Regions from separate parts of the Homo sapiens genome. Here region 2 is linked to region 1. A link is a contact called in ENCODE Hi-C or POLR2A ChIA-PET data. All regions are on one chromosome and are shown on one strand. The core of a region is the stretch at or near the end of the contact, and the rest is flanking DNA. Distances in the headings are between cores, read along the strand shown. Region 1 overlaps DSTYK (dual serine/threonine and tyrosine protein kinase). Region 2 overlaps TMCC2 (transmembrane and coiled-coil domain family 2).

The links. A loop is a pair of places that touch in the nucleus more often than their neighbours do. ChIA-PET counts read pairs that join two places held with the same protein, here RNA polymerase II (POLR2A). Pooled maps may share reads with other maps.
Region 2: a map of CD8-positive, alpha-beta T cell shows a loop between it and region 1 (2.4-fold over the local background). The contact joins two enhancer-like sites. A Hi-C loop is called at or near these places in 4 of 168 maps with a recorded cell type or tissue (CD14-positive monocyte, CD8-positive, alpha-beta T cell, HepG2 and 1 more) and 12 of 50 pooled maps. POLR2A ChIA-PET finds 5 or more read pairs at or near these places in 15 of 52 experiments (CD4-positive, alpha-beta T cell, HCT116, HEK293 and 11 more).

Annotation. Positions count from the first base shown.
Region 1 is chr1:205,189,449-205,194,609 of GRCh38, reverse strand. All of the region lies in intron 1 of DSTYK (dual serine/threonine and tyrosine protein kinase), which reads left to right. Among named protein-coding and RNA genes, the nearest start is that of DSTYK, 20 kb to the left of the region's middle. RefSeq lists enhancers at 1-12, 2,507-3,051. Within about 2 kb of position 3,154, at least 3 of the 41 ENCODE cell types and tissues checked have a DNase peak (open chromatin) inside an H3K27ac peak, as active enhancers do.
Region 2 is chr1:205,248,272-205,253,222 of GRCh38, reverse strand. The region is part of intron 2 of TMCC2 (transmembrane and coiled-coil domain family 2); the gene reads right to left. Among named protein-coding and RNA genes, the nearest start is that of TMCC2-AS1, 13 kb to the right of the region's middle. RefSeq lists a silencer at 1,265-1,462. Within about 2 kb of position 3,387, at least 12 of the 41 ENCODE cell types and tissues checked have a DNase peak (open chromatin) inside an H3K27ac peak, as active enhancers do.

The DNA.
Region 1 (5,161 bases), core at 1,905-4,404:
GGAGTTTGAGACCAGCCTGGGCAACATAGTGAGACCCCATCTCTATTTTAAAAAAAAAAAAAAAAGTGAGATTTTTAAAACTACTGAAGGAGGGAAATCCTTGGGTACCAGGAACAAGTATTGCAGTAATAACTCTGTTGAGACCTGAATTAACTTTGAAGTCCATGTTAACTTTATGAGCTGCAGGAGTATAATAAAGCAAAAGCATTTTCTATTTCACCAACTTTTGTAGTGCCTTCCCTACCTTGGACATAGACTGTACCTTAAGAGCCTTCAGTTACCTTTCACGAGTATGTATTATTGATTGGTAGTGGCTGAAAGGTGTGATAGATTTCCTCACTCATCTTGAGGGTCATGGCCAACACTTCTCTAACAAAAGACAGTTTAACAAGAGAAAAGCATAACAAATTTATGTGACACGGGAGCCTTTAGAAATGAAGTCACAAAGACCCAGGGAAAACTGTTTTTATGCTTAGGTTTGATGAAGAATTGACTGCTTTGTAGAAAGTGATTGGACAGTAGGACATGATCTAATGGTAATAGACTGAGAAACCCAGCAAGGCTGGTCTGCTCAGGTTATTCTTGGGCTCTTTATGTGCATTCCTTCCCCCAGGGTGTGGGATGTGGCAGGTCCTCTCTGGAATGAGGGTCTTCAGAGGAAAAGAGAGCAACCTTTCTAGTTTTATGGCTTGCTTCAGAGAAGAGGATTGCTAGTTAGTTCCTTTTTTTTTTTTTTTTTGAGACGGAGTCTCACTCTGTTGCCCAGGCTGGAGTGCAGTGGCACTATCTCGGCTCACTGCAGCCCCTACCTCCCAGGTTCAAGCGATTCTCCTGCCTTAGCCTCCTAACTAGTTGGGACTATAGGCACATGCTACCACGCCTGGCTAATTTTTGTATTTTTAGTAGAGGTGGGGTTTTACCATGTTGGCCAGGCTGGTCTCGAACTCCTGACCTCAAGTGATCCACCCACCTGGGCCTCCCAAAGTGTTGGGATTACAGGCATGAGCCACTGTGCCCGGCCAGGGTTTCTAGTTTCTATGGTCTTGAGGAAGAGGAATTCTGGTTTCTGTGAGTAGCTTAAGGGGAGAAAAAGGGGAGGCAGACAGGAGGCTAGGAGAAGGTCAGAGAGCAACCTTGCTTCTGAAGCCTTCCAATCTCCTTTAGTTCAAAGTGCTCAGCATGCCAAAGCACCATACTTTGGGCTATTGTTTTCTGAGCCTGATGGGATGGAAAATAGGCAAGAAGGAGAATGTGTTGCTACAAATCGATTGACATTACCCCAAAAACAATTTAAATAAAGTATGTATCTTAAAGAGTCACTAGCAACAGAAACAGGTCACGAGTATTTCCTCCCTCCCATCTTCTCTTTTCAGAGTAGTCACCCAAACAGTAATACACACTGACTGTTGAGCAGAGCACTAAGAATTTCTCTGAAAAGAGCCTACTGTTTCTTTTAGCAAAGAGACTTTAGAGATCTCAGGTAGAATAACATTTTTTGAAAGTGTGTACCAGCCAGTGGTAATGCTGCGGTTTTCTCCATATGCTTTATTCCTCATGGTTTGGGGCAACTTTCATAGGGATTGTATCAGTCTGCTTTACATTGAGGTCCTACAGTTACTAAATTGCATTTGACCCCAGACTGGAAAACAATGTGGCGTAGGGGTCATTGTCTACTGGCCCCCAGAGCTCTGCAGTTCACTGCTGAGAGAAATGGAGAAACCTGAGCTGTTTCTTGTTTTTTCTTTTTGAAATGGAGTTTCGCTCTTGTCACTCAGACTGGAGTGCAATGGCGTTATCTCGGCTCACTACAACCTCTGCCTCCCGGGTTCAAGCAATTCTCCTGCCTCAGCCTCCCGAATAGCTGGGATTACAGGCGTCGGCCACCATGCTTGGCTAGTTTTTATATTTCTAGTAGAGATGGGGTTTCACCATATTGGCTAGGCTGGTCTCGAACTCCTGACCTCAGGTGATCCACCTGCCTTGGCCTCCCAAAGTGCTGAGATTACAGGCATGAACCACTACGCCCAGCCTGGTTTGGTTTTTTGAGCATCCATTTCCTCATCTTTATTATTATTATTTTGTGAGGCAGGTGACTCACCCAGGAGAGTCTCACAGTAGCGTGATCACAGATCACTGCAGCCTCGACCTCCCCAGGGTCAAGGAGTCTTCACACCTCAGCCTCCTGAGTAGTACATCACCATGCCTAGCTGATTTTTTAAAATTTTTAGTAGAAACAAAGGCACGGCGGGGGTTGCTCCCTTTGTTGCCCAGGCTGGTCTCGCACTTCTGAGCTCCATCCATCCATCCATGTCGGCCTCCCAAAGTCCTGGGATTATAGGCGTGAGCCACCATGCCTGGTCCATTTCTTCATTTTTAAATGGAGTTAATAATAGTCCTTGTCTTGTAGAATTGTGAGCATTAAATGAAATGAAGCAAATAAAGTGATCAATACATAGAAAGGGCTCAATAAATGTTATGTAAAACAAAAACCAAAATAGGTTGCTGCTTTAGTTGTTCTTCTCTTCCATCTAGCTTGAAACTTTTGTTTAGAAGTAAACAAAAATCAAAATCTGTATTTAAGAACAACCACCAAGAACAACAACAACAACAGAAGCCTTGGTTTGCACTTAAGACAATTTGATATGATTTTTCCTCCAGCCAGAGTTGGCAGGGTTAATGTGAGCCAGCTGAGAAGCCATGCTGTTACCTTCTGGCAGCCCATATGCAGATGCTGTTGTATTAATTACAAAAGAAAACTCGATTAACTTGAAGTCCTTTAACTGTCAGTGAGGCAGCTGCTCCAGCTCTGAAACAGGTTTTCTTCCTCCCTCCTACTGTCAGTCTACAGCTTTTAATCTCTTCTTTAGAGAACTGCTAAGACTGCACTGTAGGTCCTCAGAGCCCCTGGCTAGTTCAGTCTACTTTTTGTTCTGCAGTTATAGTGGTCCAAGGGGCACTTGCGTAATTAAATTCACATATAATTTAAAATAAAATAAAAACCACCACACCAACCACCCATCCCCCTCACATCATTGGTCTTTCAGCAGTTAAAACCTGGCATTTTAGAACTGGAAAGCATGTTAAAGATTATCTAATCCAACTCCACCCCCCTCCATTTACCGACGAGCATTTCAAGGCTCAGAAAGATCGAGTGGATTGCCAAGGTCACAGAGCTAGTCAGAGTGGCAAAGCCTGCCTTCATTCTCGTGCTGTTCCCACTTCCATATTGCATTCCACCACATCACTGAGCAGTGTGCAAGAATCCAGGAGTAAAACCATCTGCTTTCAACTTCATTTCTCTCCATGCCCTTGTTCAAATCTGGTAGAGATGTCAAATGGATGAAAAAGCTAAAGATTTAGTGGGAGAAGCAAAGAGCTTGGATAGTGACATGTTGGAAAACAAAGACGGTGATGTTTGCCATGGACTTCTAACAGTGTACTGGGATCAACTTCAGCACCCTTTCCTACTGCGCTGGTCTTTGGTCGTTTTGACAGTAGCAAGTTTATTTGTGGTGACTTTTTGTAGGAAAGATGGAGGGGGGAAGTGTTCATTTGGGTCAGATGAATAATGGGGTGTGTCTGCTCTGGTTTTGGCTGATGCAGCCTGTTTCATTGGCTGTCCTGTAGTTGACACTTTGTTTCAGAGGTGCAGAGGCTCTCTCCCTCTCGTCCTGAAAAGTGATTTAGTCGGTTTTCTTCTCTATTATCCACTCTCCTGGTAGTAGCAGTAACAAAGGTTATTTAGTTTTGTTGGTCTTTTTGTGATGAAACCATTTTTATTATAGGAATTTAAAGGTTGTCAGTATGCATTCATGCGTAGACACTTATGTGAAAATCTGGGGAGGACAGGGAATAGAAGAAAGCTAGGAAGTGTAGGTGAGGTGAAGACAGTCTAGCTGGACTTCTCACTGCTCGAGCTGAGACTATGGTAGTTAAATTCCACAAGATGAATGGAAGGGTCCTACTCTTGGGTTTTTTTTTTTTTTTTTTTTTTGAGATGGAGTCTCGCTCTGTTGCCCAGGCTGGAGTGCAATGGCGTGATCTTGGCTCACTGCAACCTCCGCTTCCCGGGTTAAAGCGATTCTCCTGCCTCAGTCTCCCGAGTAGCTGGGATTACCACCACGCCCAGCTGATTTTTTGTATTTTTAATAGAATCAGGGTTTCGCCATGTTGGCCAGGCTGGTTTCGGACTCCTGACCTCAGGTGATCTGCCCACCTCCACCTCTCAGACTGCTGGGATTACAGGTGTGAGCCACTGCACCTGGCTGAAGGGTCCTATTCTTTTATCCACATGAAGGAGGTTTTTAGGAGTGATGGTTGCTCTTAAACTATTCATCATGATACTGGACTTTTCAAAGTACTCAGTGGGTTTGCTTACAGCTTTCTATAGGTAGCTGTCCCCACTAAATGGATTCTCAGACAAAACAAACAAATCTATGACATTAAGCCCTTGGTAAGTGTCAGGCATTGTGTTGGGTGTTGAGGATGAAATAGGATGGTTCTTCCTGCTTTAGATGATTATAAACAGGTAATTAGAATAAAGCATGGTAGGTGTTCTGCAGTTGAGAATAAGGTATGAAGGAACTCAGGACTGGCCTGTTGCTACTTGTTAAGTGGCCACACAAGCAATTTGCTGTGTCCTCTTGCTTTTAGGTTGTAGATCAAAAGAGTAGACTAGTGGTCTGGTGTTATACTCTTGTATTTAGTAAATACCCTTGCACAGAATTATATACTTAGTTAACTCTGTTGGTTTTTGAAAGGCACTCATCTCTTTCCAAGGAGAGTAGATTTGCTTGTTTCAGTGTCTGGTGTTGCTGATGTATATGTGCGGGCCAGGCTGATATCCTTATAGACAGACATGAAAAGAAGGGCCCTAATGAAATGCATAGAGGGATCTGCGTGAACACAGACCTCTTTAACCCTTTTGGTGTTACTGTTTGTGGAAGAGAAGGATGCTTGGGGATTTGAAATCGTAGCTAGGTAGGTTCACTCTGAAGTAGAACCACCTCTTAATTGATTCAGGCCTCTTATGCTTCCAATTCTGGAAACAAACAAAATAAATGGCCTACAAATAATTTAATGCAGCTTATGGTTAAGTGACTAAAGCAAATACTGTTTCAGTTAGTGCCACCCAAAATTTCAGTTATGATGGATGTGTTTG
Region 2 (4,951 bases), core at 2,138-4,637, 58 kb before region 1:
TTTTCTCTTCCTTTGCCTTGTTGTTATTCTTCCGTTCTCTCCCCACTGCCCTTTTAAAATCATCTTATTTTTCTTGCTTTTTCTTGTAGAGACAGGGTCTCGTTCTTTCCCCTAAGGTGGAGTGCAGTGGTGTGATCATGGTTCACGGAAGCCTCAAACTCTGGGGGGCTCAAATGATCCTCTGCCTCAGCCTCCCAAGTAGCTGGGACTACAGGTGCATGTCACCACACTCAGCTAGTTTTATTATTATTATTTTTTTTTTTTAAGAGAGACAAGGTCTCACTATGTTGCCCAGGCTGGCCTCGAACTTCTGGCCTCCAGTGATCCTCCTGCCTTGGCCTCCCAAATCACTGAGATTACAGGCATGAGCCACTGCACCTGGCCTACTTTTCTTTCTCTTAAAAAAAAAAAAATCACAAACCACACATTTTGAAGGGTGGGAAACTGGAGAAGTCATAGGCTTTAGGAGCAAAGAACCACGCTAAAAAGTAGCTAAATTTAGTAGCTTAGAATACAAGGTGAGGCCTTAAAAAAATTTCAGGCCCCAAATGTGCTGTGAAAATCTGCCAGTGAGGACTCCTCTTTGAAAGGCTGGCGGCTTCTTTTATGCTCACCAAGCCTGCTTGGAAATGGAGGTTTGGAAAATGGTCATCTTTCAGAGGTTCCCTCCCCAAGTATTCACTTTCAGATCAAGCCAGAAGGTGCATCTTCTTAGAAACCCATGTGACCAAAGAGCTCTGCTAACCCCCAGGGAAATGCGAGAGGAAGGATAATATTCTTCAGCGTGAACAGCAGCAACCCAGGTGGGCATGCTTCCTAGGAATACGTGGAGGAATAGGCACAGCTGTGTGAGCTGGGAAAGCAGACAGATCAGGCCAGAGTGGAGGAAGCTGCAGGGCAGCACCCACATGCACACACCAGGGCACCTTTCAGCTGCTTCCAGGGAGGGAGTATGCCATCTCTCCTGCTGGTCCTCTGCCCATCTAATGCCACAGACACTCCTGTTTAGGTAGTCCTTCTTGGGCACAGACATGAGCCCAGATGTTGGGCAGTGAACAGAACCACTTACATAGGTCACTTTTAGGCAAATCAAAATCTGTACCAGGCAGGTAGGAAAGACGGATGATTTCATGCCTTTATAGTCACTCTCCCTGGAGGAGGTTTTACTGGGAACAGGCCCAAGAGAAAGTGACCCGGAGAGGAAGCCACATCTCCTTTTTGGGCAACTTTTAGGAAGCAGAGCACCCTCTACCCCACCCTATTTGCCAGGAATAATTTGGAATAATTCCTTTCTAAAAGCAGAGGATTGAAACACCGAATTCTGGTGTGCTCCTGCTGACTCAAGGGCTCAGAGCATACCATGAGCTGACGTGACTAAACGAGAAATGTGTGTGAACGCATTCTGCAAACTGTAGCATGCTGTTCAGCTGACTGTTGATGCCAGGAAGGCTTTCAAAAGGACATGAGTGGCACCTCTTGGGGGGCATGCCCATAAGCCATTGAGCCCCTGAGAAGTCAGTGGACAGGCACAGGGCCCAGATTATATTTGGATCTGAAGCTACCTTCTCAGGCAATGAAGAAACCTTATACAATGAAGTTAATGTTACAGAGCACTTGTCTTTCCAGGGCAGGATTCGCCTTTCCAGATGCCCAAAGGAGGCCTCCTGGTCACAGTATCACCTTGGGTCTAATTTAGCTCTTGCTGAGCCTGATGAATTATTCACTAGCTATGGACACTAGCTCAGCTCTAGGGTCCCAGTGGTGGGGTATCTGGAGAACTGTAAGGAAGAGGAAATGGAAAGGAAGAGTGAGAACTCCCAGAATCAGACCTGGAGGGGGATCAAAGAGGACAAAAGCAGCAGCGGGCAGGAGGCCTCTAGGTTGGCCTCTGGAAGATTTGGGAAATGGGCTAGGGGTCCAAGAGCCTGTCCCTGGACAGAGAAGGGAGGTAGGAAAAGGCTGTCCCCAGAAATGACACTCACTTCCCCCAACTCCCTACTGCAGCTCAGGGGAGCTTCTGATTCCCTAGGAGCCTAGAAGGAATGCAATAGGGTGTGTACATTCAGTCATTCAGTTTTACTTCTATTTCAGCGCCCTCTGCTCTGTGGGATATACAGAGAAAGCCCAAAATATGCCTATGAAAAGAAGAGGCAGAAGCAGGGATCAGGTTAATGATGCTGTATATCCATTGCCTCATCTGGCACCCCAGAGGGGACTGGGGTCACGTTTCTCATCTCAGGGATGTGGCAGATCCAGGGAAGAACGTGCTGGGTAGCCGGGGAGACCTGAGCCAACTCCCATGACCCAGCCCACATCATCAGTGCCGGCTCCTTGCCGTCTGGAACCCGATGACAGACAGCTCCTCTTGCTGACTGCTACCAGCTCTGGCATAGGGGTCTGACACCTGAAACCTGAGTGCACCTTCCCCTTGGGCAAGCTTGGAAAGCCCAGGCAGATACCTGGCTGGCCTCTCCCACCTGTGTCTGCAGACAGACAGCTTGTCTCCCACCAAGTTTTGCCTGAGCTTAGGGACAAAGGCGTCAACAAGGCATGACCTTACATCTTGGCTAGGTAACTTGGAAGTTATCTAATTTTGCCCCCTCTATCCTGGTGATTTCTGTACTCCCAGATGCCAGAGCTAATCTGGAGAATACTGGATATTTTCTTTTTTTTCTTTTTCTGAGACGGAGTTTCCCTTTTGTTGCCCAGTCTGGAGTGTAATGGCGCGATCTCAGCTCACTGCAATCTTCACCTCCTAGGTTCAAGCGATTCTCCTGTCTCAGCCTCCCGAGTAGCTGGGATTACAGACGCCCACCACCACGCCCGGCTAGTTTTTGTATTTTTAGTAGAGACGGGGTTTCCTCATGTTGGCCAGGGTGGTCTCGGACGCCTGACCTCAGGTGATACACCCACCTCGGCCTCCCAAAGTGCTGGGATTACAGGCACGAGCCACCGTGCCCGGCCGATATTTTCAATCTAGAAAGAAAGTCAGTGGGTGTTAGTGGGGAAAAGATGCATAAAGGCTAATTCTGGAGGCCAGTTACCTGGTGGCTGATTCTGTCTGAAAAGTCAAGAGGACGCTGCAGCTTATGATCTCTGGTGTCAGAGCTTTAGGTCAGAAACAGAGTCCTCACTATGGGCCCCTCTCCTAATCAGACAGGACCCCTACAAGGCAAGGGCTTCACCTGAACATGAGGAATTCAAATCAGACTAAAGGAAGAAACTTCTCGGATCTCCAGGCACAAGAGGATATACAGCTGTGCTGGGACCCCAAGGCCTCTGGGTAATAGGGGCTTTGAGTCACTGAGACAGGGAGCAGCAATTCATGGCAAATCACACAGCTGCCCTGCCCTGGCCTGGCGAGCCACTGGCAGCACAGGCACGGCCTTGAAAGGCTCCTCTGAGGCTGCTGGTCTGGCTGCCTCTGGCTCTCCCTCTGCCCAAGGGACCTTTCCATGCAGAGAGGAAGAAAGAAGGGCAGAAGAGATGAGATGGGATGGAGGAGGGGAACAGAGGAGGCAGTTGCCCTCCACCACTCCTGGGTGTGAGGAAGGGCAGGCCGGCAGAGGCTGGCGCATGTACCTGCGTGGTGGTGTGCTCAGAAGGTGGATGCATTCGTGTGAACAGGCAGAGTGGCCCGTCTGGGCCCCTTCAGCCTCCCATGCAACCTGGCCTACAAGTTCAGTTATACCAGGGGCCCCCACGGCCGGCTGGCTGAGCGGTCATGTTTGGAAACCTCTCTCAGCAGAGCCCGCCCCACCCACCTCTGAACCAGCAGACTCCCAGACATAAACAAACCAAGGCCCCTGGGCAGCTGCCAAGATCTGTCTTCTTGGCAAGAGCCAGGGGTTGGGGGGGCCCCTCACTCACCATCCTTCAGAGTAAACAGGGGTGCTTATTTATGCTGGGGCAGAGAAGAAATCTTGTTGGATAAATCTGGTGTGGGAGTGGACGGAGAGCACAGGGCATTCAGAGTCTGCTCTCGCTTAGGTGATGGGCTGAACTCCACTGGTTTCCCTGTCTGGAGCCTGGAGATAACACCATGAGGCCACAGGGAAGCATCCAGTCAGGACGTTGTCATCTCTCCACCCTCCTCACTTCACCTGCAGCACGACTGGGGAGATCTTGGCCCTCTCTTCCTTCCTGCCTGCTCTCAAAGTGGGGCCTGTCATAAGAGTCCTCCTGTCCCCAGCACCTCCACAGAGTCTCCTGAAGCTGTCCAGAAGCCCTCCCAGCTCTGCCCCGTGCTGCTTCTCAGCCACACTGCAGGAGGGGAAGGGGTGAGCAGGACACAGTCAGGGGCTGGCTGGCTGTAAATCCAGCACTCCTGTGCTGCGTCCCCTTCCTGACACTCCATGCACAAGCCCAGGGATCAGCTGGGGAGAGGTTCTGAACAAGGAGAGAAGGGATTGATGCCTAACCAGGCCTGGGAGAGATGAGAGAAGGAGAAATACAACCCTCTGACCCTAGGTTTTCCAGGAACTGCTGTTAAAAAAAAAAAAGAAGAGGGAGAAGAGGGTGGGGACCTCATCTGTTTTCTGAGGAGCCAGGTGGCCCAAGGCCATCTCCACTGGACGTATAACCAGTGGTTCCCTTTCTAGTCCCCGGGGCTTGTGCCTCCCAGAGGTTAAGGCAACACATGGATGGAAAACCTGCATTCTCTAATCACCTGCCAATGCCCAAGTGCACCCACAATTGATGACAACTTTTTCCCCACTTTACAAATCTAAGACATAGAGAGCAGTTACTTTTCTGTGTCGCATACATACTAGAAAGCAGAATGGCGAGGCTGAGATGACGATTTTTTTAAAATGGAGATGGGGTCTCAATCTGTCACCCAGGCTGGAGTGCAGTGGTGCAATCACGCCTGACTGCAGCTTCAACCTCGTGGGCTCAAGTGATCCTCCCACCTCAGCCTCCCAAGCAGCTAGGACTACAGGTGCACGCTACC